3 separate regions of the Mus musculus genome follow, and regions 2 and 3 are each linked to region 1. A link is a loop called in an ENCODE intact Hi-C map of the cell type or tissue named here. Cell type or tissue: heart. All regions are shown on one strand. Each heading gives the region's core, and the rest is flanking DNA. Links, peaks and the distances in the headings are about the cores only. Region 1 holds the start of Cldn1 (claudin 1). Region 2 has its middle 18 kb from the start of Gm41436. Region 3 holds the start of Gm41436 (a long non-coding RNA gene).

The links. A loop is a pair of places that touch in the nucleus more often than their neighbours do. Peaks named below come from ENCODE experiments on the same cell type or tissue, not always from the same donor. Only the 100,000 strongest peaks of a DNase experiment are listed, where the experiment ranks them.
Region 2: it touches region 1 in a loop (6-fold over the local background); 20 of 42 quality-filtered maps call a loop at or near these places.
Region 3: a loop joins it to region 1, with 3.0 times the contacts of the local background. A loop is called at or near these places in 4 of 42 quality-filtered maps.

What each region holds. Positions count from the first base shown.
Region 1 is chr16:26,367,691-26,377,945 of GRCm38, forward strand. Cldn1 (claudin 1) reads right to left here and starts at 4,149. Exons shown (of 4, transcript NM_016674.4): 1 at 3,714-4,149. The coding sequence starts at 3,936. In heart, for the core only: a CTCF peak has its summit at 4,217 (motif pointing left); a DNase peak (open chromatin) is centred at 4,111; H3K4me3 peaks cover 758 bases; H3K27me3 peaks cover 1,104 bases.
Region 2 is chr16:26,228,321-26,238,575 of GRCm38, forward strand. No RefSeq gene overlaps it. Among named protein-coding and RNA genes, the nearest start is that of Gm41436, 18 kb to the right of the region's middle. In heart, for the core only: a CTCF peak has its summit at 6,010 (motif pointing right); no DNase peak of the experiment used is centred there.
Region 3 is chr16:26,247,862-26,258,116 of GRCm38, forward strand. Gm41436 (a long non-coding RNA gene) reads left to right here and starts at 4,057. Exons shown (of 5, transcript XR_875990.1): 1 at 4,057-4,178. In heart, for the core only: a CTCF peak has its summit at 5,154 (motif pointing right); no DNase peak of the experiment used is centred there.

The DNA.
Region 1 (10,255 bases), core at 1,084-9,083:
ATGAGCTTGTTCAGACTGTTAGAGAGCACCGCTGTGCCATTTCCAATGATTAAGGCGATCTCTTTAGCCGGTGTGCAAAGTTTCACGGGTGCCTTCATTGTTGCATTTCTATTTTACAGGTGCTGGAGCTGGTGGGCTAAGTGTGACTCGGTGTCTATGGGTCTGTCAGCAGTCCACGATGTCTTGGAGGATGAGGGATCACCATTACTCAGGGTATCCTGAGATGTTTTGCTATCTCTTTTAAAAAACATACTATTCATTTTTATGTTGCTTCATTATTAAATGTATATTACCGTTTCTGTGACACTATTTTTTTATTAAACTCTAACTACATCTTTTCTCCACTTCCCTTTCCTCCCCTTAAACTCTCCCACTCATTCTCTACCTCAAATAACCTTTTCTGTGACGATCATCACTGTAACCTAGAAAACCTGTATTATGCCACTTAACTTCTTTCCTTCAGTCACTGAAGTTGGCGACAACCAAAGTTGTCACAAGCCTTACCAATGACCTTTGCTGCATTCCAACAAGTAAGAATAGGGCCAAGCTCAGGTTTGCTAAATAGGCCAGTGGACCTTTGATCCATCCCTCTACTCCTCCTACTCTGCCCTACGTTACAAATTGTGAATCCCATGGAGAGCAAGTAGCTCTCCCTGGACAGGACAAACTGGGACAAGAACTCCACACGTTTTCATTTCAGACTTTGGCTCTTGTTTAACTTTTGTTCCACTCTGCACACCCATGGCGTTTCTGGATGTTGTCTATTTAGCAGCAGAAAGGAGTCTGGAGAAGCCTGAGTGGTTACCCACCTCTCCGCCTGTGCTGCACAGATACCCCGTCAGGGATTTTGCTCCCCCGCTGAGCTTGACATCATGGCAAGAGTGCTGGGAAACCTCACAACCACCAATACTCATTAAGCACACCTACACACATGTGAATTCATGCAGAGCAAGTTCAACAGGCTGGGGTAGCTTATACACAAATTACAGCAGTTCAGGGCTAGATGAGACTTAAAGAGAGTCTAGCATAACCTCCCATTTGTCTGCTGCTCGAATCTTCACAACTGCAATCCACAAAAATGCTTACATCTCTGCCTTCACACCTCCCAACACGCAGCCTCCTAGGAAAGCCCTGTCTTTGGACCGTGCTGGTTATTAAAGTGAAGCAAGAAGAAGCAATTAGCTAAGTACATGGAACAGGCAGCTGGCTTTCCACAATGCTGGGAATGGAATCAAAACCAAGAGAGATGTGTGAATTAGACAAAGAAATGTCTACCATAACTGTATTTACTCCTGTACTTTGTATGCCCAAATTTCAGCTGCAAGGATCGTCACTCTAAATGATCACAAGCAGGGGCTTGGCAATGTTCTGGGCTATTATGGGCTATAATTCACAGTGTAGCTATTGTTTTTCCAGGAAGTTATTGTTATATTTCTATAAACTGTTCGGCAAAAGCTCTGTACAGTATGGCCTCTTTATGCTATTTCCAGTGGTTCTCGTGGGACGTGATAATACTGCACTCACTGTACATATTGTGTAAAGGTCATGTGCCTTTCACAACTGATACCAGATATGACAGAAGTAGCCCTTGAGGTCTGGTTACAAAACACTGAAACTCTTCTATCTTATACTTTGGTGAAGTGGGCTCTGGGGCAAAGTTCACGAGTACAATATTAGGAAACCCATAGCTGTGCCTCTTACCTCAAAGCATCTTGTGAGAGGTAAACTTCATGAGACACACACACATACACACACAGATAAGCCTTTTCATCTCTAGGCGTCATGGTACTATACCAAAACCAGCCAGTGAATCACCAACCAGATCTCTACATCAGGTAGGCGTGAACACCATGGCTCAGGTGGAGAAACAGAGACAAGTTTTCTGGGCCTGGTCCAAAGGCACCTACTGAATCACTGCTCAGCTGGGAGAGAAGTGTGAGTCAAGGCTCACGCTTCTGGGAATTGGTTTGTGGAGAGGCTGCTGGGCTCCATCTTGAATAAACTGTAGCTTTAACCAGAACAGAAGATGGAAGCTGTTTTCCGCTAAAACAAATCAACAAACAAGCCACTTCTAAACACTCCTTGTGATGGAAGGATAGTCAATGTGTTTATCACCGTTTTAGGAAATATAATAAGTATATTTAAAAGGAATAAATTACAATCAACCATTTAATGAATTATTCTGGGTAGGAGCGATCTGAATATTTGCTGCATGGACCATCATTCTATCCAGGCATTTGGGAAACTTAGACCTGATAAAATAAAGAATTTGGATTAGAGGAATAAAATTGATAGGAAGCCCTCTCTGGACTTGCTGTAGCAGATCTCACCTGCCAGGTCTACAATATGGTTCTGAAAATGCCTGGCACCATTTTCTTTCCACTGGACTAGTTCCCAATCGTCAACAGTCTGAGTGTATCCGGGGAGGGTAATAAATAGGACATGCTTTCCAAATGTATAGATTACTTTTAATAGAGGAGTCCAGATGTGGAGACAAAACCATGCCAGCTGAGTACATTCTACAGGTTCTCACAGTGTCAAGCTGATTTGTGGCAGGTCTCATAACTGTAAAGTGAAGTGCTTTTGTTGGGAAGGAGGAAGAGCTCCACTCTCATAGGTCAGGGACAATGCCAGCACTGTTCACAGCAGCATTCCCAGGGGACTGTGGAGTAGCTTTGTTTAGGCAAAGGCTAAGGGAACTCTTCCTCCTGTGAGGTAAAGGGCAGGACAACCAATGTGATTTCTCCAGGAAGAGAACATGCCCTGTAGGAATTGAATGGCTTTCTGACAAAGCCCTGAAAAAAGTTTTAGCTAAAAGTGAAGGCGAATACATCTTATCACCCGTCTCCCCAGAATCAGTAGAGATACTCCTGTCTATGCATGCCTTTCTCACTTTACATATAGGACCAATGCATCAATACATAGAGATTCCATTGCGGAAGGAAAAACATGGGAATAGCCTTTCTTTTTCCTCACAGACTTCTTCCCACATGGTGACCTCAACCAGGCTGCCTCCTTCTGTGCCTTCGCTCTTGCTGCCATGCTGCTGAGTTTATTCAGAAGAGCTCTCTTCAGTGACCCACTCCCCAGATGCCACCAGTCCTTCTTATTCTAAACTTGTACCGCACAAGTTGACTCTCCTGCAAATCCTAGTCCATCCTTTGGGGGCGGGGGGGGGGGGATCTCAAGAGGTTCTTCAAGGTAGAAAACCAAAAGACCCAAAGAGTAAACCTTAGCTGTGCGTTGGAAATGCCATGAGACAACTCAGAAAGTTTCTTATTTGATATTTCAGAATCATCTAGTTAACGCTTGTAAACCTACCCAAAGTGTGCCGTTTTCTTGTTCAAACCCTATTAGAATGAATGTGCAGAAGAGGCCCAAGAACCTAAGTTCCACAGTGGTCTTCATTCTCCCAATCTCCACCCACCTTGATTAGAATTTGAGACAAAAAAAAAATCACACCTAAAAGGGCAGAAGGTGCCAAGTAGAGAGTTAGAGGCAAATCTAGGGCTTTAACCTAGGGCTTGGGTTCTTTCTGCTTTATCAGGACAGAGCACATGCTGAAAAGCCTTGACCAATTTCGAGGGTAGCCTCTGGGCTGAATGAAGCTACTACAGAGGACAAGGGCTCCAAGGCTGGGGAGTGGGGGTAGAGAGGGTGGGGGAGAGTCCAAGGATAGGGAGTGGGGAGTTGGAGGATGAGGGTGCACTCACTGTTCAGATTCAGCAAGGAGTCGAAGACTTTGCACTGTATCTGCCCGGTGCTTTGCGAAACGCAGGACATCCACAGTCCCTCGTAGATGGCCTGAGCGGTCACGATGTTGTCCCCAGCATAGGAGTAAATCTTCCACTGGGGCAGGGCAGTGCTGACGATGGAGCCGATCCATCCCAGAGAAGCCAGGATGAAACCCAGCAGCTGCAGCCCCGCGTTGGCCATGGCTCTTTCCGAGGCTCCCGCGGGCTCAGTGGCAGATGCAGAAAGTGGAGTTTGCAAGGTGCGCACCTGAGCTCCCGAAGGTGATGGGGTCTCTGCAAACAAGTTAGTGCCTATACCCTTGCTCTCTGTGCAGCTGCGGGGCGAGGCTCCTGGCTTCTGGTCCGGGTAGGCGGTGGTGGAGTCTGGAAGTGAGAAGTGGCAGAGTTCTCTGAGACGCTGAACCGCCCGGCGCTGTGATTTAAAGCAGCTCCGCCCCTCCCGGCATGCAGCGCCCCCTGGTGGTTTCGTGGCCGAATCCCCACAAAGGTCCTCGCAGGCCAGCTCCGTGGTGGATGATGATGCCCCGTGGGCTACCTGGGGACCATCTGAAGAGAATCAGGCATCCCTAACCTCTTCCCTTCGTGTCTCTCCTAGCACTTGATAGGCATTTTCTTCATTTCACTCCGTAATTAACTAATAATAAAAGTTACCTCATCTGTGTAAATGCAAAAACAACACATAAAGATGGAAAAACTGGGGGGAACTAGAAACCTATTTTCATTTTTTAGTATATTCCCAGTATTTTATTCAGGAAATGTGTCTAACTCGATATTTCTATATTCCCTTCACCCTTGGGCACCTCTTGTCTGATAGTTCCTTCTCTTTTAGGGGCCCTCTGCTCCCTTCTGTTCCTTAAGGTCATTCCATTAGATTTCTCCCATTTCTCCCATGGGTCTCAGAGATGTTGAAACTTTATAGATTAGAGAAGAGCTAACCGGAGAGTGCCTCAGGGCAGGTTTCTAGTACACTCTTAGATCTGTGTGCTTTCCACTGCATATATATATATATTGTCTTTTGGGTTTTTATTTTCCTTTTGAAAATGCAGTCCACTATCTGACACACCCAATGCATGCATGCACGGGCACAAACACACAGACACACATATACACACATACACATACACATACACATACACATACACATACACATACACTTTTTCCTTAAAGCAATTTGCTTAGCATAGTAACTCCTTATCTGAGATGCCTGACCAGCAAAGACTTATCAGATGGAATTCAGCAAGTTCCTCCACATTCTCTTCCAGGAGAAAGAGAGACACTTGGATGCATCCTAGTAGAACTTAGTCTCTGGCTTTGGAGCTGGCAGTAATCTCCCCAGGCTTTGACCTAGGCTGCCTCTTGCTGTCCTCTCTGGGTCTGTACAGCTTCCTTGCTTGTTGCTACACAGAAGCCCACATTGTGGTTGAGAATAATTAAAATGTTTTCTCAGCTGTTATTTTGTCTGTGGTGTGAGTACGGTGGAAAGAGAGGCTTCTATGGATTTAGTAAAAACAGGAGAATTGAGGGCAGAAATAAACACATGAGTGAAAACAAGGGATGCTTCCATGCATGCTAAGGAAAGTACAAGCTTGCCACAAGAAAGTTATGTGAAAAACAAAATAGAACGACAAACAAAGCCTTACTGCCCTCACTCCCATGCTCACTGTTCTCAGACCAGCTTTGTCAATGCTTAAGGATAAAGACTCAGATCTGCTGTAGTCAGGGACTTAGGGAGTAGTGATGACAACAGAACTCAGACAGGAGATAGCAAGATTTGAACAAGTATTCATTGTCCTGCTCCTGCTCCCAGCTGTTTTCCAAACATAAAAGATCTCTAAATAAGATCTGTAGGTAGGCCAGGCCCTGGCTGACTTGTGCCCTCACGCCCTCAGCCTGCAGGCAGTACTACTCTGTGAGTTCAGAGGAATATTCCCCTGGTATCTAGTGTCTGTTCAGGCAGATGAAATGTCAATCATGCTTAGAACACAGAATTCCCTCAAGACGTGCACTATGTGAGATCATATGATCGTATCCATTTCTGCTGCAGTTTTTCAGCGCCCCTTTCAAAAAATAAGATTTGAATTCATCTATGTAGTTGTGCCTGAGGACCCATTTCTACGAAGCCGCAGTTGGCAGGGGATTAGAGGCATGGCTTCTGATTTGTTTTGTTTTGTTTTGAATCCAGATCTGTGCAAGGCTGACTATTTTGCTTCCCACAACTGTGTTTGGGCGGCTGCGGTGAGCTTTCCCACTCTGCTGCTCTGTGCTCACCTCGACATCCTAATCCCGTCTAGTTTTCTGTCCCTAGCCTCAGAGGAGCAACAGATGAGATAATAGTTCAGTCTAAATCCATTAATTTGAGAAGAAAAACAACCCACAAACATCAGCTTTTCATATCTAAAGCATAAGTAATAAAGGCAATAACATGAGCCAGAAGGTTCTAGAAAAGGCTGCCAGTGGTGCGGTCAAAGTCCTAGTGCAGTCTAAGAAAGTAAATCTGCCATGTGACTGCATGTAGATTCTTCCCTTTTTCTGCCTCAGTTTTGCAATCAATAAAAGTAGGGATTGACTTCTCAGTCATCACCTGCCTACAGAGGACACTTGTGAGCAGTACAACCTTGTCAGGGGCTAAGCTCAGTCTCTTCAGTGTTCCCATATTTCTATGTGAGGGAATAAGGTAAGAGGTCACTTTGCTTACCTAAGGGTCACATTTGGTAACATACAGTGTTGACACCCCCCATGGCAACTCTGCTCTAGAGTCCTGGTCTTGAACCTGACCTCTATAATATTTCTCTAGAAGCCCCAAGCACACTGAGCACGGGTAGATTTTTTTTCTCTACCTCCTATTTTGTTTGTCTTGGTCCAGGCAGTGAGAGATATACTGCATCATGATAGTCCCTTCCTAGTCTCTGTTGCTCCCCAACGGAGGCTCTTTCTGGAATGTCATGAGTCTCAGCTTGGAGAATTGGTGGTGGTGCTGGTGGGGGAGCGGTGTATAAGCTAACATCAAAGAGTCCTATGGCTACTGCACATACTTACATGATTGATGCTTGGACTCAGTGAGCCTGAGGACCAGCAGAAAACACACATACAGACACACACACACACACACAGAGACACATACCACACACAGACACATATACCACATACACATAGACACACACATAGACAGACAGACAGACAAACACACATACAGACACACACACACACACACAGAGACACATACCACACACAGACACATATACCACATACACATAGACACACTCAGACACAGACACACACATAGACAGACAGACAGACAAACACACACACAGACACACACAGATACAGACAGATACACATACCACATACACTCTGGTGCACACAGACAGACACATACACACACACACACGTAGTCTGGCACACACATGTAGACACACACACACACATAGACAGACACACACTGACAGACGCACACACACATACAGACACACAGAAGCAAGAGACCAATGATGCAGAAGAGAATGTTGACAAAGGAAGGCAAGGGGCACTGTGATGTTCTCTGGTTGCTGAAAGGACAAACGCTTTGGGATGCAAACCTTTAACTTAGGGATGGCCTCTGTTCAGGCTTATGACTCCCTTTAAAATGATTTGGGAAGGAAATACAGAACAGATAGACACACCACCGAACAATCTGCTGTGTCAGGGAGCAGATATTCAAATGTGAAAATATAGCATGAATTCTAGTGTTAGGATATGAAGGTTCCCAATTCTACAAACCATTGTTCCACACCTAAAGATATCTTAAAACATCCTTTGAAACTGCTAATCGCTTTTGAGATGGTAGTGAAGGGTTGTAGCTAAAAAGCATCAGCCGTTTGGGATATTGTTACTTGTGTATATAGAATTACAAGGTTGATCATATGGTATTGAATACCCAACTGGAGCATTCCCGGCAATTCTATGAGATGTAATCTCACACCCAGCAGATACCCCAATCCCCTGGCTCTTACAGTCTTTCTGCCACATCATTTGTGATGTTCCCTGAGTCTTAGGTTCAGAAGTTATTTTGTAGATGAAACAGTTGGGGCTGTCCACCACACAGCAGTTCATCTCTAACTTCTGATCAGCTGTAGTTTTTCAGTAATTGTTATCTTTATACATTAAGGACTAAAAGTGTCTCTGTGTGTGGTGTGTGTTTGTGTGTGTGTGTTTTACAACAATAAAAAAGAGGCTAGAAGTTATGAATTTGAGAGAAAACAAGGGAGAGGAGGTATATGAAAGAGAGCTGGGGAGGAAAGGAACAGTGAGGTAATTATATTTGAATTTCAAAAAATGTTTTTAAAGCACCAACTTTGTGAACCCTGGTACACTTACTTGTAGAGGAACTTGAGAAATTAACATAACACTCTTGTCCTCTTTTAAATGAATCCAAGTCTAAGGTTGAAATGGGTATTGAAAAGGCTAACCCATGTTAATTGCCTAGTGTATGATAAACTAATAGAAAATGGCAGTTCTTATTACTTACAAAGATCAGACTCACTACACTGTCTCTCCCTGTCATTTGCAAATGATCCTCATGGTTGTTCAGAAAAACCCTTTCCTGCCTTGAGTCTGTTAAAATCCCACTTAATGGCACAGTCTTTTTTATGGCAAAGTATGTAGGTCTGAGGCCTGTGGGATGGCTCAGCATAAGGGTGTTTGTTGTCAAGTCTAATGGCCTGAGCTTAACTCCCTAGACCCACAGGATAGAAGAAAACTGCTTCAACCAATTTTCCTCTGATCTCCATGTGCTGACCATGGCACAAATGCACCTACACAAATATACATGTTACACACTAGATAGGTGTGAGATTGATAGATAGCAGATAGATAGATAGATAAATAGATAGATAGATAGATAGATAGATAGATAGATAGATAGAAACATAGGGTTTTGTAATTCTCAGATGCATCTACACAAATTCATATACATCATGCATAGATAGATGATATATAGATAATGGTAGAACACATTAAAACATTGGGTTTGGTGATTTTCAGATACATCTATGTTAATTCACATGCATCACATAGATTGATGATGGATAGGTAGATAGCAGATGATAGCTAGGTGATAGATAGATAAAAGACATTTTGCAGTTCTCTATCAGGAAGATACCAGCCTATATCCAGAAACAGAAAGGGCAAACAGATGGAACTATGGTGTTAAATGAAATTTCTAATCGCCTCTAGGCACTGCATATTTTTTTTCTTTCTGAGTGCCATGTACTTCACATGACTAGGATAAGAATCTGAAGCATTCTTCTTGTGAGCTGGGAAATGTGAATATAATCAGTGAGAACATTAAAAGGGGCACAATAAAATACTTGTGCCCTTCATGATCAAATATCTATACTCTGTACTATCATCCACAACATAAACTTTCCTTTAGGCTTTCCCCTCTACTCCTGACTAGGATATCTCTCATCAACAAGATAGAGAGGAGAAATTTGGGATTCCAGTTGCAGTATCTATTTCAATCACAAACACATAGCTTGAAGCATGTTGGTAGAAGTCTGCAATCTTTGTACCTTACTTTGTTCTTTAATCTCCTGTGATTAAAAGAACATTAAAAAATGTTCTTTTAATCACAGAAGGTGCCAGTAACATCTAATTAATTTGATCATGGAGTCACAGTTATCTCTGGTATGTTATTTCATTCACATCTCATAATGCAAGACCATCTATATTAGTCCATGTACTTCAGAAAATCGAGCCTCTGGGGTGCAGATATGTGGTAGTGGTGATAGAGTGTATTTGTGTATATTGAGGACAGAGAGGGAGGGGGGAGCACAAGACAGGGAGAGAGAGCAACAGAGAGCCAGAGAGAGCAGGGGGTGTGGGGAGTGGGGGGGGTGTGGAGCATCGATCTTGCCGTTCAGAAGAGAATTCTTCTCCTTTGCTGGTTGGATGAACCTCACCACATCAGCAAGAGTGACAAGCCTCACTCAGTCTACTGACTTAAAAGTTAATCATATGTAAACAAACCTTTGACAGCCATATCTAGCTAGGCAAGTAGTCATCAAACAAGACAACATCACAGCCTGACCACTTGAAAACAAAAAAGTTAACCATCACCGTACTTAGTGTGTACGCAACAGCTAAGTTCTAAGAATTCTACTTAGATAAATAAGCCACCAAGTGGGGGAACTGTCATTACCAATATGGAAGCTGTAACCCAGGTAGGTAAAGTACTTTGTGTCAAATAAGCTGTTAAAGGACAGAATTCGCATCTTAACTCAGCTGACCTGGTGAACAACTTATTCTACAACACCTAAGGCAAAAGATTATCCTCCAGTTCCACCATGACGATTCTACAGTTACAAACTGAGTCCCTAAACAATAAAGCAATCTCATCAGAATGGAGAACAGGACTGTTTTAAGTTTTGGGTGGCTGTGGTAATGTGTGACTGACCCAAGGAGGAAGAATGGCAGGCAGGTCCTGATTATGAGGATTCCAAAACACTAGAAAATCATCAGTG
Region 2 (10,255 bases), core at 1,059-9,058, 140 kb before region 1:
TCTTCCAAATGAGACTTTCTTCTTCTGTGTATAACATTCCTTTATATATATATATATATATATTGCAACATTGGCTTAGTTGTTGTGGATTGTATTAATTTGAACTTGTTTAGATTAAAGTAGTCCTTAAATTAGTCATCACTTTCAAAGATAGCTTTGCTAGGTATAGCAGCTTGGCTGGTAGTCATTTACTTTTACAATTGAAACCTATCACTCCAGGCTTCTCTAGAGTTTATGGCTGCTGATGAGAGGCTTCATATTATTCTTGAGTATTTATGTGAGGTCATTTTGATTATTTCCCCATAAATCTTTTGACATTGTTTTATTTGCTTTGTATTTTTCATATTTTGTTGTAAAAAGTTTCTAAATTAGTTCTTGTTTGTATGCCTATTTCTGCTCTTGGATTTGAATTTTTCTGCTATAATTTCAACAAATAAGTTATCTATGGCTTTAGAATTTATCTCAGCTTCTTATTCTACCCCATGGATTCTTAGTTTGTGTCTCAGTATTTTTTCTTATTGTTTCCTCTCTTTTTGACTATTTTCTGTTTGGACATCCATCTGGGTTTCCATTTCCTTGTAGAATTCTCAGTCTTGGTTTTGAGTTTTTACACTGCTGACGCTTTTTAAACTTTTCTAACTTTCCTGGATAGACTTCCTTACTTCTTCTCTTTGTTTATGTCCCTTTGTGTTCACTGATCTATTTAGAATAGGACTGAATTGTTTTCCCTAGCATTTAAGTTCTCTCATACCTTTGGTGTCTTCTAAGCTTTTTTGAGGTATTGTATGGCTTTCCTAATATTTTTTTTTCTTTTTTGGGTTTTGTACATCTGTGTGAATGGATGTTTTCTACAACTTCTATTTTTCTCCTTTTATATATTTTGTCTATTTGATTTCACTTTAACTCATGTTCCCTACCTACCACTACTTAAAAGGAAGGCCAATTGCAGTAATGATCAGAATGAGTTGACTGTAGAATCAGAACTGATTTACATAAAGCATTTGTTTACTTTACTTGTGTTCCTAGTATGGTTTAGGGATAGTTCACTAGGGAAATAACTGGGGAGGGGGCATGAAGTCTGTAGGTTTTTAGAAGTTAAGGTACTACTAATAAAGTCATAGTATGGAGAGGAAATGAAAAAGGGAAAAGAGGATGAAGTTTGAATCACAAGGAAAAAATGTGTTTTCAGGAGGTGAGAAGTCGTGTAGAAAATACTACAAGATAGGTGCAGAGAAAGGATGTTCAGGGAAACCCATTCAGTCAAGACATAAAAAAAAACAAAACAAAGTACAAAAATAAATACAAATATAAATATTAGTAAACATCCATATTCATAATAATGAAAGATATTATGAACTCAGTCATTTCTCCTAGTTGGAATGAATATACTTTATACCTCCCCAGGCTGTGTTTTATATCAGTCTGATAACTAAAGGGCCACTGGTGGTTTTAGCAATTCAAACAAGTTTCTTGCTAGGAATTCCTCAGCCTGTGACCCTAGCCTACTTTCCAGTTCTCAATAACATTTGCAGGCTTGCTGTGACTAATGGTATGAGTGGGTGTGGAAGGCACACCTCCTCTTAGTTACCTCCATCACTTGATGTTCCCATCACACTGAGAACCTGCTCAGCTTTCAGCAGCACAATTCTTCCATTCTAGTGTGGCTCTCCTGTGGGTGGTGCCCACTCTGGCTGTTCACTCAGGACATGAATACTCTCCACCCTAGTCTTCTCTGCTGGACATCTGCCTCTGTCTCCTTAACCTGTTCTGTTCCTGCCATTGCTCCTCCCACAGTACATCCAGCTCCTACTCAAGTCTCAGACTGACTCATATATTTCCAGTTCCTTGTTACCTAAGAGAGGAAATAGCTACCTCTACTGACCAGCATAATACAGCTGGGCACTGATGATGTCCTCTGGATGTTTCTTTGTAGATACAGCTTGACCTCAGCCTATTTCTTTTCTTCTTTTCTTTTCATTTTTTCTCTCTCTTTTAATCAGATCTTTTTGTCCGTAGTGGGAATAGAGTGTATTGTTTCTTATGTTGCTTCTGTTTTTCAACAGGTCACATAGAGTGGAATCGAATTCACCATCTTACTTGGAAACATTTTGAATAAGCAGATGACTTAAAAAACCAAACCAAACCAAACCAAACCAAACCAGACCAGACCAGACCAGACCAGACCAAGCCAAGCCAAACCAAACCAAACCAAACCAAACCAAACCAAAACCAAACCAAGCCAAGCCAAACCAAACCAAACCAAACCAAACCAAACCAAACCAAACCAACCAACCAAACAAACAAAATACCAGGACACAGCTGACTCCACTGCTGGCAGGTGTGGCTGCAGGAGTAGCTAGATAAACTTGGAAGAATGGGTGGTTTGTCATCTCCTGTGCTGCCCCTTGCCCATTCTTCACTTTTGCAATGGGGCCATCTAGTAGACTGGCTTCCTGGCACTCACTGGAAGAAGCAGGTTGCTTGTGCTCAGGATGAATACCTCCACCTTCATGATTTCTGGAGGACCTTAACATGAGAAACCTCAAAAGACTCTGCTGTTTCCCATAGATCTATCTATACATGTCCCTTTTTATCTAATTTTTCTTTAACTCAGATATTCTAAACTTGTTCTTTTACATCAGTTAAATCTACATTTATCCCACCAACCAGGGTCTATGTAGATATTTATTTTAAGCCGTTTGTCTTTTATACACAGAGAATAAGCATCTGTGCAGCTCATAATTTTGTCCCCACCATCGAGTCTGTGTGCCACAGTCCTTGCATCGTATATGTGTTCATAATATTTCCTCTATGATATCCAGGTAGAAGAGCTGGATCTTAACTTATGATGGGTTGTAGCAAAAAAGATATAGAAACATTTCTTAGAAACAAAGTACACTGTACAATGCCAGCTCTTCACTCCCATGACTGTGTGGTTGACTGGGAGGTGTGTGTTGCTGCCTCTTCTCAGCCTCTCAAGACAGTCGCATAGACTGTACAGCTTGCCTAAGGAAAAGAAACCATCAAAATGTAAAGTGCAACTCCTACTGAATATGGATCACTTTAAAATAAGAATACATTAAGTTAAACCATAAGTTAGAGGCTTAAAAATCAGAAACCATCTGTGCCTACAAATTACTAAGTTGAAATCAAAGGTAGTAGCTCTGATGTCCCCAAACTCATTGCTTTGTTTTCCTGTGACAGTGGGGAGTGTCCCCATCAACATAGTTTCCAAGACTAAGCTCTTTTCCTCCTTCCAGTCTTCTGGCTAGCAGTCAAGTTGGTCTTCAAGTCTTGGTCTTCAAGTCTATTTGCCTCCGTGTCTGCCATCATCTTCTTACTCCAAACTGTCTTTTGCCTATTAAAAAAATTTTCTAACTAGCTTGCTAATTTCAAATTTATTAGAGGTTAAATAAACCAGCCAGTCTTTGAAAATTAAGCTATTCTTGCCATTTCCTCTCTAAATATGTTACCATAAAATAATGTGCTGAATCTGGATTCTCCCTACTGCCCACACCAAAACTACCCACCCCAAGTTAGTTACATGTTCAATAGCCATATATCTGCCTGTGAGGGTGTCAAGCATTTTCTCACTTTGAGTGCATTTGTATACCTGCAATGTCTTCCCATTACTTAGCTTTCTCTCTTCCTTTACCTCTTCCAAGTCTCTAATTACTTTTACATCTTTACCACAACCTCTCCTGGTCCCTTTGGACACATTGGTGTCCTCCCATGGATTTCTATACTATTTCTGCGTGTATTTCAGGCCAAAATCATTGCTTACCATTATTATGTATTGATTATCTTCCCAAACCACACTGTAATGTCAGTAGGTTCTTGCTTAATTTGTTCACTTCTGCACTGTAAATTATTAGATTCTCTGATGTGCAAATAAACAAGCAATAAAGAAACATGGAAAAATCCAAGTTCCATTTAATGAGCACTAGTCCTTGCCAAGCATGTCCTAAATTATTAGTATGCATTAATTCATTTATTTTACATAAGTTACATGAGCAATTCTATTTTATATATTGGAACATAGGATTAAAAAGCTTATATACTTGCCTGTGTTGTGCAGTTTGGAAATAAAAAAAACCTAATAAACGAAAAACAAAGAATATTTTTTAAAGTCCTGATATTTCTGGCCTCAGAATCTATGCTTTTAATTGTCTCCAAGCATGCTCATCAAGTCATTATTTGCAATTATTTCCACTGTCTGTGTTATTGATATTATGGAGGGTCTTTTACCTCACCTAAGGAACGTGTGCTGTCCCCAGGTGTCCCCAAGGATGAGCACTCTCCTGTCATCCAGCTGTACCCTATTGGGTCTAGTGTCAGTCTGGAGACATTTCTTTTGACTTGCAGGGTACCATGAGCTACAACATCGGCAAGTCTGCCTTAGTCATGGAGCTGGGTGGTGAGAATATTAATCACCACCTGCTACTGTGTCCCCTAAGCTGATTTTCAGAAAATTATGTTCATCTAAAACAGTTTATTTTTTATTTACCAAAGTATAGTACCTGGCTAGTTGCACTGTTTTCAAAAGCCACTGTTTCTTCTTGTGGTTTCAATCTCTCTAATACCCATGCAATACAAGCTGCAAACATGTGCCACCTTATCTAGGAAATTGATTTCGTATCCCAATAAAGTCTAGGTCAAAAAAGAGGCATGTGTGGGTTTCTAAATACAAGAAATCTTTTGAGGTAGAAGTATCCTATGTAATAATATGCTGGGCCAAGTGTGGGTTACTATAGCATGGACTGCCACACCCAACTGTGCATGCAAACTGGGTTCACACCACATAGTGCTTGAGTGGTGGAGCAGGCAAGTATCCCAGATCATCAGTTCCTGCTTCACAAGTTTCATATTCTGTGATGAAAACCGAGCTTACATCAAGTACCATGCATATTGTATTTCTTCTCTCCTGGATTTTAATCTGTTCACAGAGTATAGCTTATGTTTCATTGACTGATGCTCATTTCTAGGAACATCTAGCAATTTTAAACTGTGCTTCAACTTTTCAAAATCCCTTTCTTTGTCGGGTTATTTATTCACCTATTAACAAGTTTTCAATAAAATTTGTTCACTCCCAAATAATTATTTGGGTTTTACCATGGTCATTGCTTGAGTATTGTTGGCACAGGTATTTTTTTCCAGAAAATTGGTATGTAAGTTGTAGTTCTTGTTCCATTAAAAATGTGCAAGAACAAAAATAAATGTGTCAATAAGTAGTGTATCGGTCTAGTCTATCTCTATTCTAGATAAGAACTCAGTAATTGTCAAATGTAAATAGTAAGAGGATCATAAAAAGGTTAAAGAGAAATGTTTTAATAGTTATTCCACTAATGTAAAATCAGGGAAACACAACCGGAGAGATGCCACATATGAGCCTACTGTATATTCCTTTCTACCTTTCAGAGCCAGAAGTATGAGGAAGACATTCCAGACATTCTCTCATAGTTAAACGAGAGCTCCTCCCCTCCCCTCTCCTCTCCTCTCCTCTCCTCTCCTCTCCTCTCCTCTCCTCTCCTCTCCTCTCCTCTCCTCTCCTCTCCTCTCCTGTCTCCTGTCCTCTTTTCTCCCTCTCTCCCCATCTTTCTTTCCTCTCCTCACCTGTTTTTGACAGGTCTCCGTGAATAGATAGAAATGCTTATTTAGATGGTTATCTAATAAAAATTCCTCTATACAATCTATAATCTATAGAGATATTATGTTTGTGGTTACTGGTAATGGATTCCAATAAAATTTACTTTTATATGATCTCTAGTCTGTGTTGTCTTAATAAATTAAAAAGTGACCACGTGTTAACAATACAAAGTGCTTTAATGCAGCTAAAACCAACAGAAATGTATAGATTCTCACATCTCAAACTTGGTAGTTCATTCCCACATTCAGAACAGAGTGAGCTAAGTTTGTTTGGAAGAATGTGACTTCCGGGCTTGCCTCAGCCTGCATCTACACTGCTGTGCTCTGAAGTGCTTGTCACTGCGAATCATAAAGTTTCTGCCAGCAGGTGGAGCCATGGGAACACAATTAGAAGCATACATTGTGTTCCTTCTTCAACCTTAAACCCAGAACAATATATTCCCACTCTCCCTTGCTCCTCCCTCTCTCCTTCTTCCCTCCTTCTGTCTCTCCCACCCTTTCTTCACCTTCCTTCCTTCCTTCCTTCCTTCCTTCCTTCCTTCCTTCCTTCCTTCCTTCCTTCCACCCTCCCTCTCTCTCTCTCTCTCTCTCTCTCTCTCTCTCTGTCTGTTTCTTTCTTCTCTTCCTTCCGTTTCTTCTTTCTTCCTTTTATCCTCCCCCTCTTGTTCCATTTGAACATCTTTCTTCCTTTCCTCTTTGTTTCCTTCTCCATTTGTGGCATTGTTCTCTCTTTATTAAAAGGGAAACTTGTAGAAACATACTATTTTTTAAACATCAAGTTGCCAAAATGAGATTCTTATATTAACCTAACAGTATCTTGGGTGCTGTAGTCTGTTCTGCCTAGGTTCCTAGCAGCAAAACTTTAGGGATTTCAGAAACAAAACAAATCAACAACAACAAAAACCCAGAAAGTTTCTTTCTCAGCTTAGGAGCTCTATGTAGAACAAGTCCCCAGAGGAATTTTCTTTCTTTTGTTCTACAAAACAAGTCTGTTGCTTCCTACCCATGGAAAGAGATAATTAATATGCCAACTATCATAGCTCTGTCCATTTACAAAGATAACTATTTTTCTGTGAAAAGGAAAAATACACAGATTTGGCCCTAGTGTGGTGATTATGATAATGATGGCTCAATAAATATTTCTTAACTATCTTCAAGTTACCAGCAACCATGGTTAAAATGTTATCTCTGATAACTTTTCATTCTTGCGGTTTCTAAAAGGCCTGCAGCATTATAGAAAGCTGAAACTACCAGAGTGGATGGGGAAAACAAACAGCAAAACAAAGCAAAATGAGGAGGGAAGGCAAGAGGGAGAAGCAAAGAAAAGGCAAGGAAATTGGTACCTATAAGGTGAGAGTATAACAGAAATAAACCCCACAGTAAGTCTAAGAGGGGAAGTTAGAATATGCTCTTACCACAGTTTCTACCTACAAGTTATTGGCCAAGCATATCCTAGGGGCAACTGAAATGCCACAGGTTACCACAGTTGCTGTTGGTTATTCACCACAAATAGATTGCAAGAGTTATTCTGTTTCTGTAGACACTACACACTCTGATGCAGGACACACAGAAGTCAATAGTGAGTTGACTGGGAAACTCTTGCTTCTGAAAGATGCTACTCAGGCTACTGAGAGGGAAAAGACATCAATGGTATTATCCTGTACTAGATGCTGCATGTGACAATTACTGACCTGCCAGGCAAGATGTGTTCACTGTTGTGGTAGAATCAAGACTGTGAGCATTACCAACACTATCTGAGTTGGATTTAAGAACTGTTCCACACTAAATAATGCATGTCTCAAACTGGAAACATGGTCCAAACCTATGGCTAGTCATAGGCTCTAGGGGAGAACATATTGATACCATTTTTCTAAATGAATACATTGTAGAGATGCCTGCTAAGTGATTATGTTTATGTCCATGTATTTGTGAGTTCCTGACTTAGGCCAGAAATCTTGCTATAGTGAGTAATGTTTCATACAGAACATTACTGGGCATTCTCTTAATAATAAGTGATTCTGAGTGTTCAGTCTTAGATGTGTCATCTACATCAATTCCCTATCAGACAAGGCCCAGTGAAGAATGTAGGAGCCAGAGGATGGGAGAGGAGTGCTGTGAAATGCTGTTGTCTGGATATGATATTTCCTTTGCATACATGATCACAGAGCATCTGTGGTTACCTACACAAAGCCTGCATAATATTAATCTGGTTATAAATTCCAACATGTAGTGAGAAGAGAATCCTAAGTCACCAGCCAGCTGAGGAGCCATTGGAAATTGGTTGTGGCTAACAGTCACTTTTCATTAGCCACTTGTAGGTTCCTTATGATCAAATGGCTGACCCCACAGAAGTGTGCACATAAGCAACAGTAACTAAACTCAATTGGTTAGAATAAGTAAATAAAGGAGGACATTAAGTTGGGAGGCAGATGTGACAGAGAATCCTGGGGGAATTGGATGGAAAGTAAGAAGTAAATGTGTTCAATATACATTTTATATATAAAATTTTTTTCAAGGAACTGATCTTTTATCAAAGAAACTGGCCTTTTTTATTTCAGCCATTGCAGAGAAGACAGAACCTTTCAGATCCTTAAGAATAAGAAAGAAATATTTCTGAATTGACATTCTGACAGCTCATATGGCAAAACATATTGTATGTGATTGTGTGCCAAATTATTACTGAAACAAAAGCATTTTTTTTCTGTTTTTGAAGAACTTTAAAATAAAGATGGAACAAAGCTCATTTGAATGACATGAGAGCCCCATAGACAGTCACTGGAAATGTAAGTCACACACATTAGTTCACAAGTGAGGTTGCCCTGGAATGGACTCAACCCACAGGACTCCATTGCCAGTCTTTGCAGAAGAAAGGGAGTTAGTGACATACAGGATCAACATGAAAGGATGACAGTAGGAAGGATGACAGTTTGTGCAGAAAACCTTGTGACTTTTTAGCTACTCCGCCATGCCAAGGAATGGGATTGTATAGATAGATCTGTAGGCTTAAGTTTTTCAAAACCTACTTTAGTAAGGCTTCTTAAATGCTTTAACTTCCTTTCTAAGGAACCATCTACCAAAGGTAGTGGAAAGGAAAAGTTAATAGGGCAAAGGGAGATGTGGAACTGTTTAGAAATCATATTTTGGAGGGTAATTCCAAGTTTTGTTGTCAGAATATCAGCAGTTCAATTCACATGAATCAGCAGCAGTAGCTTGATCCACTCACAATAACCATTCATGAATAACCATTCATGAATAACCATTCATGAATAAACCACAGCAGTTCATTCCAGAAGAAAACTTGAGGCTGTGACAATTGACCAGAGTCTAAGGAAGTGGAGAGAAACTACCACAATAGCATGAGAAGTTCTTTGGCGCACTTCTCTCTACAAAGTAATGACTAACGATGATCAGCAAAAAGGGCAAGGCAAACCAATGCCACAGGATCATCAGGGAACAAGTGTCAACAATGCCCAACAAAGACCACCAAACAAAGAGTGCCAAGGTGAACAAATGCCAGAGCATCATCCACTGTCTGTTGAGTTACACTTAGACCCTTCTCAAACATCATGTGTCTGCTCTAGCAAAACATGACATGCCCCTTTTTCCAGGAAGCTTCCAGAAAAACACCACATGTCTGTTCTCAGCAAAACATCCTCTCACTTGTCTTCTTCAGCAAAACATCCTCTCAGGTGCCTGCTTCAGCAAAGCAAACATCCTCTCATAAGAAAGTTTCTAGAAAAATACCATATGACACAACTGAGTCTCCAAAGAAACCAGAAATTTCCACCTCATAGATCTGTTTTGTCAATTTTGGGGAAGGCCATTTTTAGCTTTACAGAAACTATTTATTGGGAAAGAATGATATAAAATGTTTTGAAAGTAGTAAAAGAAAGAAGCAAATAGGCTGATTACAGGTCTTCATTTCTCCCTCCTCTCCTCCAAATCTTATCTCCCAGTCTCATCCTCAGCTCTGTAGCAGATTGCCTGCTGTGGCCTCCCCTCCTTCCCTGTACCCATCTCCAGTGTATCACATGGATATTCCCCTCCAACCTTATTTACCCCATCTAATCTTGTTAGTCCATCTCTGAACTCCAGGAGACATTCCTAAGAACCTTCCAGCTAAGCAAGAAGGCCAGCAAAGCAGCTAAACATGAGGTTTTCACCTTCTTTCCTCTCCTGCCAATGCAATTCCCACTCCCACCCCTGTCTCATTCCCAGCTCTTCAGCAAACCTGTTGGAGCTTTTCCTCACTCTTTTCCCCCACTCCCATGGGACTATCCAGATCTTGGTGGAAAAACCTGCTTTCCTCCTTCCTGTAGAATCTCCTCAAAACACCCTACCCTAACCCACCTTCATTCCTAAATGACAATGCTCCATACCTAGAATCACATGTTACCAGCAACTGCCAGCACCCACACCTATCAAAATCTGAAAAGAATTTTCTGTCAGGCAACACAAAGTCACCACAGCCTTCTGAGAACCAGAGAGGGCAAAAGAACCCAAGAACAAAACACCCACCTAACAAAGATGAGACCAGACTTCCTGCACCTAGACTTAAGATAATCACAAAACCTAGATGCCTAGATACCAGCATAAACACAATAAATTA
Region 3 (10,255 bases), core at 1,597-9,596, 120 kb before region 1:
GCTGTTGCAGTTGCCCATGTGACAGGGGTTAGGTGAACAAAGAGAAAAACCGCAGAATGCCCCAAGGCCAGAATCAGGAAGCATTCTTTGTACTCACACCAACAGAATGTGATTAGTAGGAAGGGAAGGGCAGGTTGGGGTTTTAGACTAACTTCCAGGGGCCCTGGTAGGTATGTCTGTGTCCAGATCCTCATTCTAGAGAGTGAATCATTTTCTTCCCCTTCGAAGTTTGGATAGTTGAGCTACTTCATTTAATACTGCTGCAGAAACACTCACCATTCACAATGAACTTTCCCAAGCTCAAACTTAGCTCTTGGCATCTGGAATTCATGAAGCTATGGTGTTGACAGCTCTTAGTGAATACTTTTATTGTCTGGATTATATCAACTTAGATGGCATCATAAATCTCTTATTTTTCTCACATTTTTTCCATGGTGTTTTTAATAATGCTGTTGCCAAGTCCATATTAGTAAGTCAGAAAATGCAGAGTAATCATAAGCCATGCCTTGGATTTCCAGTAGCTTCTTCCAACTTAAAGTTAATTATTTGTGAAATAAAGACAAAGACACTGGCACAGTTCTCCTGAGCCTGAAAGCACTTTTACTATGCCATTTCATTCACTTTTCAAAGCAGTACTATGAGTTGGGCAAAATATTTGTTTTTCAGGTGAGAGAGTAACAGTTTAGTGAACTTTCAGGATCACATGGCTAAAGTGAAATTTGATCTGATAGTCACAGCACACCAATTTGAATATTATGTTCACTCTATGTCCATTATACCCATTCCCAGTCATTCGATTCAAATGAAGCCCTTTTGTGTCTGCCCACAGACAATCCTTCATTTCAGTTCTAGTTGAATAATACCAAGCCCTGGGAGTTAAGAGAAGAATCCACAGTGGATTAAAGGCCAGTCTTTGAGCTATGTAAGGAGGTCAAAATCCAAGGGCTGGGCATGTAGCTTAATGGCAGGGAACTTGCCTAGAATGTAAAAGGAGCAGCGTGCCATTTGCAGAGCTATCAAAACAGACTGAATAAGAGGCAAGCAAACACCTCTGATGTTAATTTTTGTAGACTGTGCACATATTTGAGTGACATATGAACAAGGAGTGAGATTGAGCTCATGAGTGGGAGTGCACACAAGCAGCACAAAGTAAGTAAGAAGGAGATGCAAGCAGAAAAGCAGGCCCCCATGTTGGATAATTTTAGCAGTCAAGTTGTCCTCCACTCCCCAGGTGCTCTCATCTCTGAACATTCCAGAAGGAATAGAACATTGTATTCTTGGCTGGAGGTGAAACAAGCAAATGAGTCATCAGGGTTGGAGTATCTTTTCATCTGATTGGAGGGACAGACATCTAAGGGCTGTGTCTCTCCATTTCTCTGGCAGCAGCTGGATCTGTGATGTGCATCACCTCTTACACTCTGTTCCTGGGGCCCTTTATTCATAACTAGGGTTCAGTAAACCTAAGTGAAACTTCTGGAGTGTAAGCACAGCGGATGAGAGAGATGAGAGATCATTGGTCCAGGCTTCAGAACATTTCATCTTGGTGCTGCATCGGTGTGACTTTGAGCAACTCACTTCAAACAGTCAGGTTCTAATGTCACTTATATAACAGGACAAGTAATACTCAGTATGAAGTTTTCTAAAGAATAAATTAGTTTTCATATGTGAATGTGGCCTAGAAATAATAAAAATAGATGTGAAATACTGTGCACATGTATAAAGTAGTAAAATGAAGAGCATATAAATAATATAGGATAACTTCTAAGGCTTGAGTTTTATAAAATACTCCACCACCTCTTATGCTTTTGCAAGCTACTCTGTTTCAAACACTTTTTGTTTCATTACTGTCCTTTAGTTCTTTACACAGAGACAATTGTGTATTTTATGCAAATTCTAAAATAAAGAAATAATTCCCCCCATTCAGCTTTTATGCAAAAACAGCTTTTAAGCAGTTGGCGTAGTTATAAGTGGGGCTCTCTATTCTGGGTGCACATTTGTATTATTACTGAATATGTTAATTAATGTGCAGACTTGGAATTAGAATTATGAAGTGGGGAGCTTACAAGAAATGGAAAACTAGCTAATATATGATACTTTGAACACTAACACAAAACTATTCAAACTGCCCCATAGACCAGTCTCATGAAACGTTTGGAGGACCTAACGGAAATGCAGGGTCCCAGGCCCTACCCCAGATGAACCAAATCAGGACTTACATTTTGACAATTGTCTTTGTTAGCTATATGGATTGTTTGAGACTAGCTGGTGAGTACATAGTTCTATTTGACTCCTACAAAATTTCTGTTCTGTTGCAAAGAGGATTGCTTATCATTTCTCAGCCGCAAAGCCTCTCTCCAGAGAAATTTGAAGATATTAGAAATTAAGTCAGACTGAAATACTGGCTGAGGAATTTGACTTTGGGTTGTCTAATTCCTGTGTGAGAGCCATTTTCTGATCCATCCAGGTCTCTTGTCTATCATTTATGAAGACCTACTTTGGAACTAGACCTGGCAATTCTTTGTAACTTTAAAAGTCAGGGGCAAAGGCATTCTATTCCAACAGCCCTGCCTCCAGACAGAGGGAACTTCTCAGGAGCTGGGGAAACACCACTTCCCTTTGTGGCACATAGAAACTCTGATTCTGTGCCAAGAAGAGCAGGTCGGTTCTCACATCTTTCTTTTCTTTCTTTTTCGTTTTCCTTTTTTATTTATTTTTTTTTTTTTCATACTTGGACAGTTGACGTTTTAAATGACATCAGCCTTCTGGGAATTCATTTCTGGTTGACCCCATCATCAGAATGCTACTATTATAGGTTGCCACTCCTCAAATTGCCCAACCTTGGTGGCTGACTGGCCTTCCCTAAGGTGCCTCAGGTGACCGCATGCATCATCAAGTGAGGGCCTGATTCACTTGCTTACTAGAAGTGGTTGAAAGATGTAGGTAGAAGCTCTCCAGCATTCCTTCCTCAATATTCCCAAGCTCATCACAGAAAAGATGCTTGAGGTAGCAGTAAACAGGCTGTAGGTTAGAATGTGTCCTCATCAATGAGCCTCCTCTATGAGATCCACCGTATATGTATTATCATACATGTAAAATAATTCCTGTAAATTACACATATGCAAAAGTTACATGCATGTAAAGTAATACATGTAAAGTGTATAAATATGTAAAAATATATGTAAAAATATACATATGTGCAAAATACATGCATGTAAAAATTATATAAGTAAAATATGGTGGGATTCAAAAAGCAGGAGTGAAAAGTCCAGGAAATGCTGAAGACAGTGCTTCTGTGATCTGCTGCTTCCTGGCTTTCATTAAGTTCCTGAAGTCCTCAGCTGGAGCTCTAGGTGGAGACACCTGCCCTACAGTCTCTTACCTTTCATCAGGCCCTCTTTTTGTTGCAGCACAGAATACAACATAGCCTAAGCACATAAAGCCAGAAACCTGAGCAAACGTCAGCAAGAAAATATACTTGGAGTTACTCGAAAATGAGAACAAATCAAAAGTGGATGTTCAGGGAGTAAAGGCCAATAGGAAATGGCTTTCTGTTCCCCACAGAGCTTTTCTGTCCACTGATATATCTGGAGCTCCCTCGTAGTGTGTGTTGGACCTCTGCACAATTGCCTTGTCCATCTACTTTTGCCCATACATCCACACGTCTAGAACACTTCCATTCCGGAATAACCTTTAACAGCGTTGCCCTTCTGAGTCCCAGGTGTCATTTCCCATAATTCATTTCTGGACTCTTCCCCAGTATTTATTATGTGTTCTGCCTGCTTTGTCAACTGCATCATCTTTAGCGCCTCTTATTGGGCTTTTATGCATGTAGTTTGAAAGATTATGATTTAGTTGTTTGTATGAGTTTACAAGCTCCCATAATACTAATGATTTGCTTGCCCTGAAACGTGGGTGCAGTAATAACTCGTGGTTGGAACAGAGATCTCCCTCACACATTGGGAAATGTCAGGTCTTGCTCTTGTGTTCAGTGAGTGGGTAAGGCCTGATTATACCCTCGAACACTGTGGTCCTTTGAGGTTGCTCCTGCTGCCCAGGGCTGTAGACAAACTGGTAAGACTTGTTCTCCAGCCTTCGTGAAAACAGCTTCTCATTTCACAAGAAGTCCCATGCATCATCTCTTACCCTAAAACCCAACGCCTTGCTTGACTACAGCAGAGGTAAGTGCATGAGACTTTAGGGCTTTAAAAAAATGTTAAAAAATTAGTATTTGTGCCACATGTGATGTAGAAATGAAACTTAAAAGTATCAGTACTTTTATAAATCCCACTGACTTTCTGCATAATTATATTTATATTCTCATGCTGAGTAGATGAAACGATCTCAAACAACTTTTCTAAAACTAGTAATTATTTCATGACGAAGACAATTTCAAGATGGATGACTCAAAAAGCAGGTAACTAACCTACAAAGATTCTGAGAAGGATTTTAGTGGTGCCAACATGGAGGTCTCACAAAGAAAAAGAAAAGTAAAAAGTAGGTTTTGAAATGATGAAAGTATAATGGCCCTAACAGGAAGAAAAATTTAAGCGCTACAGAGTTGAATGATTCACAAAAGAAAATTTCACACATTAGTCCTGTTCAGAGAGAAGTTCTCTTAATTTGTAACTCCAAGGCTGGGTGTGAAAGTACTCTTGAGAACTCAGGAGGCAGATACAGGAGGATCACTGTGAGTTTGTGGTCCGCTAGGTTATACACGAAGCATGATCTTAAATACAAAAATGTAAAATCACCAAACAAAAGCATACCAAAATCCAAGACAGCAAAGACATTACTTATGTGTTTCTCTGCAGATATGTTACCAAGAATGAATGTTTTGGGTTTCTGGGGGCTTCGTGGGTTTTTTTTTTTTTTAATATTAACAAATATTTGAAGGGCAGCCATACTTAAAAAAAAAAAGAAGGAAAAAGAAAAATTAGACTTGATCTATTTGTGTCCAGATGGCACATTAGTTTCTTTAGTAACTGGATAAGCTTGAAAGACAGAAAACACAAACTGATAGATTATTTTAACAATTGATTGTCAGGTACGGATATAGGCTATCATGAGAGTTGGGGGGGAAGGGGGGGCCATTCCATCTACAGAAGCTTAAAACTATTTTTGACCACATGGGGGAGTCAAGTGTAGGCAGAAGTGTTTCTGATTCTCAGTCTCTGCCCTTGGTCAATGATCTTGGGCAGTCTTCAGTTTCCTTTGCCTTCCTCTTTCTCCAGTGCTTCATCTCTGGAGCCAGTGAGGTGTGGAGGGTTGAATGGTTGTGCATGCGTAGAAGACAGGGCAGTACCTGAGCAAGGTCAAACTATATGTCCCTCCTTTTGTTACCTCCCAAAGTCAGTGTAGTTCAGTAATTCATTCGTAAACTCGCACAGATGTCCAAAACACAGAATGACAAAAACATAATTCAGAAACAGGACTCTTTGTTCACAACAATTTACACTTGCTGTTTTAGTTAATATATTATTCTATCAATGCACTGTGAGATTAACATCATACTTTAATAAAGTAAATTGTCACCAACTACAAGGTATATATCTAGGATTAATGATAGAAGAGAACATGATTTCACATCTATTTAAACTCATTTATGTTTTAATAATAAGACATAAAGTTTTTAACAATAAATAATTTTTTTAATAATAAGAAAAAAGAAATAAATTACAAACCTTTTCTTAATCATGACGATTGCCATTCACAGAATTTTAGTTGGCTTCAAGTCTCTGAATATGTCTTATTACTCTTTATGGCCATAACAACAGTGTGTGTATAATAAAATAAGAGAAACAATGTGAATGATTTGGTAAAGAAAGACTGAACCTCTTCATGCAAATCATAAGATAAACATTTTACAGAAATTACTATAGTAAATATATGTGATTTAATATATATGTATTCTTTATGACTAGAAATCTCTTGTTTATCTTTTATAAATTCTTATATTTCATACATGCAGGAATCAACCATGTTGTTCATCAACAAATGAACACATAATAAATATCTAGCATACATATACATATACTATAATATTACTCATCTCTTAAGAGAAGTGAAGTTTAAAATTTCTCAAGAAAATGGATAGAGTTAGAATGTATAATATGAATCATCACACAATCTCAGAAAGAAATGAGCTGCATGTTGTCTCTGTTACGTGGAATCTATCCAACAACATATGTAGAGAAAGCTATATCTGAGTATAGTACAGTTATGAGAAAAAGAAAACCACAAAAGGCTAAATATAAAGGAAGGAGCAGGACTGAATTCAGGCAATGGATATGAGTCATAAAAGATGATATAAAACCAACTGACTTCGTAGAGCTAATTATTCCATGCATTATTCTTAGTTTGGTCATGGATAAGAACATAAGACATATTTAATTTTGAAAGTGTCAAAGCTAATGTGAAACTGTACCACTTCCATTTTGGATGCCAGTTCTACCTGGATACAAGTTCATCAAGTTGTATAGACCCTTGGTCTGACTAATTAGACTATGTTATGCTTTTACTTATTTCCAAGGTTTTTAATAATAAAATGTATACAATAAATAAATGTAATTGGAATGTTTTATTATTTGTTATTATATTTAATTATTTTGGTGGTCAAATTTGTCTCGTATTTGTCTATTAGAATCCTCTTCAGGTTTGTAGCAGGTAGCATGCCTCAGCTTTGTTCCCTCCTTCCTCTTTCTCTGCCTTCATCCCTCACTATGTCATGCCAACTTCATGCAGGCTCATCTACCCCAGTCTCGTATGCATTGCATTGCCCCAGCTTTGGAATCAACAGTAGCTCCTAGGTACCTTCCTTGAGTATTTGTGTTAAGGACTCGTTCTGAGCACCATGATTTCTCCTTGCTTCGGAGTAGGATCCTTTATGGGGCAAAGCTGGCCTGTGAGGGGTTAGTGTAGAGAAAACTTCCCTAAGAAGCAGTTTAACACTCCTTGATGCAAGCCATTTTCACAGAGACAGAATATTCATAACGAAAAATAAACTATTCTAGAGCACACTGTGTGTTAAGCTGCTTGCAAAAATTGATTCTCAAAGTTTTGGTAACACCCCGAATTCTATCTTAAAGGATCTGTGTGCTGTGACTGTGAAGCAACATAGAAATACATCTCTAGCATCAGGAAGCAGACACTTACATGATAGTCGTTGTCATAGTTGAAGAAATTTTTGAGACCAAAGAAAGTTGTCAGGATACCTAGATTAGCAATCTACAGTTTTACACATTGCATATGCAGAGAAAATGTTTAGTGTACTTCATCTCTATCACTGAATAAAAGGAAACATCATAAAGACTGGCTCAGAGTTAATAGCACCTCTGCTCAGTCATGGAAGAAAGACTGCAAAATATACTCATTTTCTGTAGGCTCAGTATTTAATTTTCTTTCTAAACACAATGGCTCCTTACTCTTATTACCTCAGAAGCCAAGATGCATTCCACTCATCTGGCAATATTTGCTGAAAACACTGGAAAGAAATTTATACATCAATTGTTCTAAAGGAGAATTACTATTCTTTCAGCTGATTGCTTTTTAAATCTTATTAGATCTTGTAAAAAAGGGAAAGTGTCTTTCTGTTTGTATTAATGGCTCTTGTTTGAAGTGGCTGTCTGATAAGAAAAATATGTATAGAACCCAAATAATGGAGATATCTCATGTATACATGGGAGATACCCAATGAAATAAGTAAATTATATGGCTTAGCTCCAGTCTCCAGTTTCATAAAGAATGAACAGTTAAAAGAGAAGCATCCAGGAAAAGTAAAGAGAAATGCGTTGCTTATATTTATTTGTTGTAGACTTGTGGTGATCAGAGGACAACTTGGAGAAGTCAGTTCTCTTTCTCCACCATTTGAGTCTATGTGATATACCTAAGATGTTCATGTTTGACACCACCTGCCTCCACTGGAATAGACATCTCACTGGCCCTCAAAAGATGCTTCTTGTAGACTGGGCATAGTGTCTTTTTCACTGACAACCATGACTTGGAGCCATCTTCTCTTCCTGGAGAATGGAGCACTGATAAAGGAAGATGCATATTCAACCAATCTGTTAAATCCACTGCAGTTTTCAAAGTTATTATGTAACTAAATTCTTTTAAAATAATCAACTATAAATATTCCTTATGCCAAGGAAACTTATTTTGAGGTAAAGTATTCTATTGCCCCATTTTTACATTTTGGGGTGGCATATTTTTGATCATCTATAGCCATTTTTGCTTCAATCATAATTCAAACATAAGCTAAAAATCTTGTGTTATGATTTTAACATATATTTATGCTTTCAAATCAACCATAAGTTGCCATAGACTGAAAAACATATTATTATATTCTGTACACTAAAAAAAGAAAAATGGAGAGGGAGAGAGAGAATCTTAGAGTTGATCATTATGACATTATTATCACAAAAGCATTTCCTAAAGTCCCTTGGTAATTGTGTGAGAATTGGTTAAACCAAGAGTGGATAGGATGATCCACACATCCTATTAACTGGTCTTATTTGGAAATGTGTTACAATGAAGGAATCAACTAGAATATGACTATTCTTTAAGAATAGTGAAGTCTTCCTTTATGACATCTTTAATGATATTGGAATGTTCAGTTAATAAATGACATATAGTCCTAGTAAGGTTACCACTGGTCAATGTACCCATTAACTTTTTTTTTTCCATTTTTTATTAGGTATTTAACTCATTTACATTTCCAATGCTATACCAAAAGTCCCCCATATCCACCCACCCCCACTCCCCTGCCCACCCACTCCCCCTTTTTGGCTCTGGTATTCCCCTGTACTGGGGCATATAAAGTTTGCAAGTCCAATGGGCCTCTCTTTCCAGTGATGGCCGACTAGGCCATCTTTTGATATATATGCAGCTAGAGTCAAGAGCTCCGGGGTACTGGTTAGCTCATAATGTTGTTCCACCTATAGGGTTGCAGATCCCTTTAGCTCCTTGGCTACTTTCTCTAGCTCCTCCATTGGGAGCCCTATGATCCATCCATTAGCTGATTGTGAGCATCCACTTCTGTGTTTGCTGGGCCCCGGCATAGTCTCACAAGAGACAGCTACATCTGCGTCCTTTCAATAAAATCTTGCTAGTGTATGCAATGGTGTCAGCGTTTGTATGCTGATTATGGGGTGGATCCCTGGCTATGGCAGTCTCTACATGGTCCATCCTTTCATCTCAGCTCCAAACTCCGTCTCTGTAACTCCTTCCATGGGTGTTTTGTTCCCAAATCTAAGGAGGGGCATAGTGTCCACACTTCAGTCTTCATTCTCCTTGAGTTTCATGTGTTTAGCAAATTATATCTTATATCTTGGGTATCCTAGGTTTGGGGCTAATATCCACTTATCAGTGAATACATATTGTGTGAGTTTCTTTGTGAATGTGTTACCTCACTCAGGATGATGCCCTCCAGGTCCATCCATTTGGCTAGGAATTTCATAAATTCATTCTCTTTAATAGCTGAGTAGTACTCCATTGTGTAGATGTACCACATTTTCTGTATCCATTCCTCTGTTGAGGGGCATCTAGGTTCTTTCCAGCTTCTGGCTATTATAAATAAGGCTGCTATGAACATAGTGGAGCATGTGTCCTTCTTACCTGTTGGGGCATCTTCTGGATATATGCCCAGGAGAGGTATTGCTGGATCCTCCGGTAGTACTATGTCCAGTTTTCTGAGGAACCGCCAGACTGATTTCCAGAGTGGTTGTACAAGCCTGCACTCCCACCAACAATGGAGGAGTGTTCCTCTTTCTCCACATCCTCGCCAGCATCTGCTGTCACCTGAATTTTTGATCTTAGCCATTCTGACTGGTGTGAGGTGGAATCTCAGGGTTGTTTTGATTTGCATTTCCCTGATGATTAAGGATGTTGAACATTTTTTCAAGTGCTTCTCTGCCATTCGGTATTCCTCAGGTGAGAATTCTTTGTTCAGTTCTGAGCCCCATTTTTTAATGGGGTTATTTGATTTTCTGAAGTCCACCTTCTTGAGTTCTTTATATATGTTGGATATTAGTCCCCTATCTGATTTAGGATAGGTAAAGATCCTTTCCCAATCTGTTGGTGGTCTTTTTGTCTTATTGACGGTGTCTTTTGCCTTGCAGAAACTTTGGAGTTTCATTAGGTCCCATTTGTCGATTCTCGATCTTACAGCACAAGCCATTGCTGTTCTGTTCAGGAATTTTTCCCCTGTGCCCATATCTTCAAGGCTTTTCCCCACTTTCTCCTCTATAAGTTTCAGTGT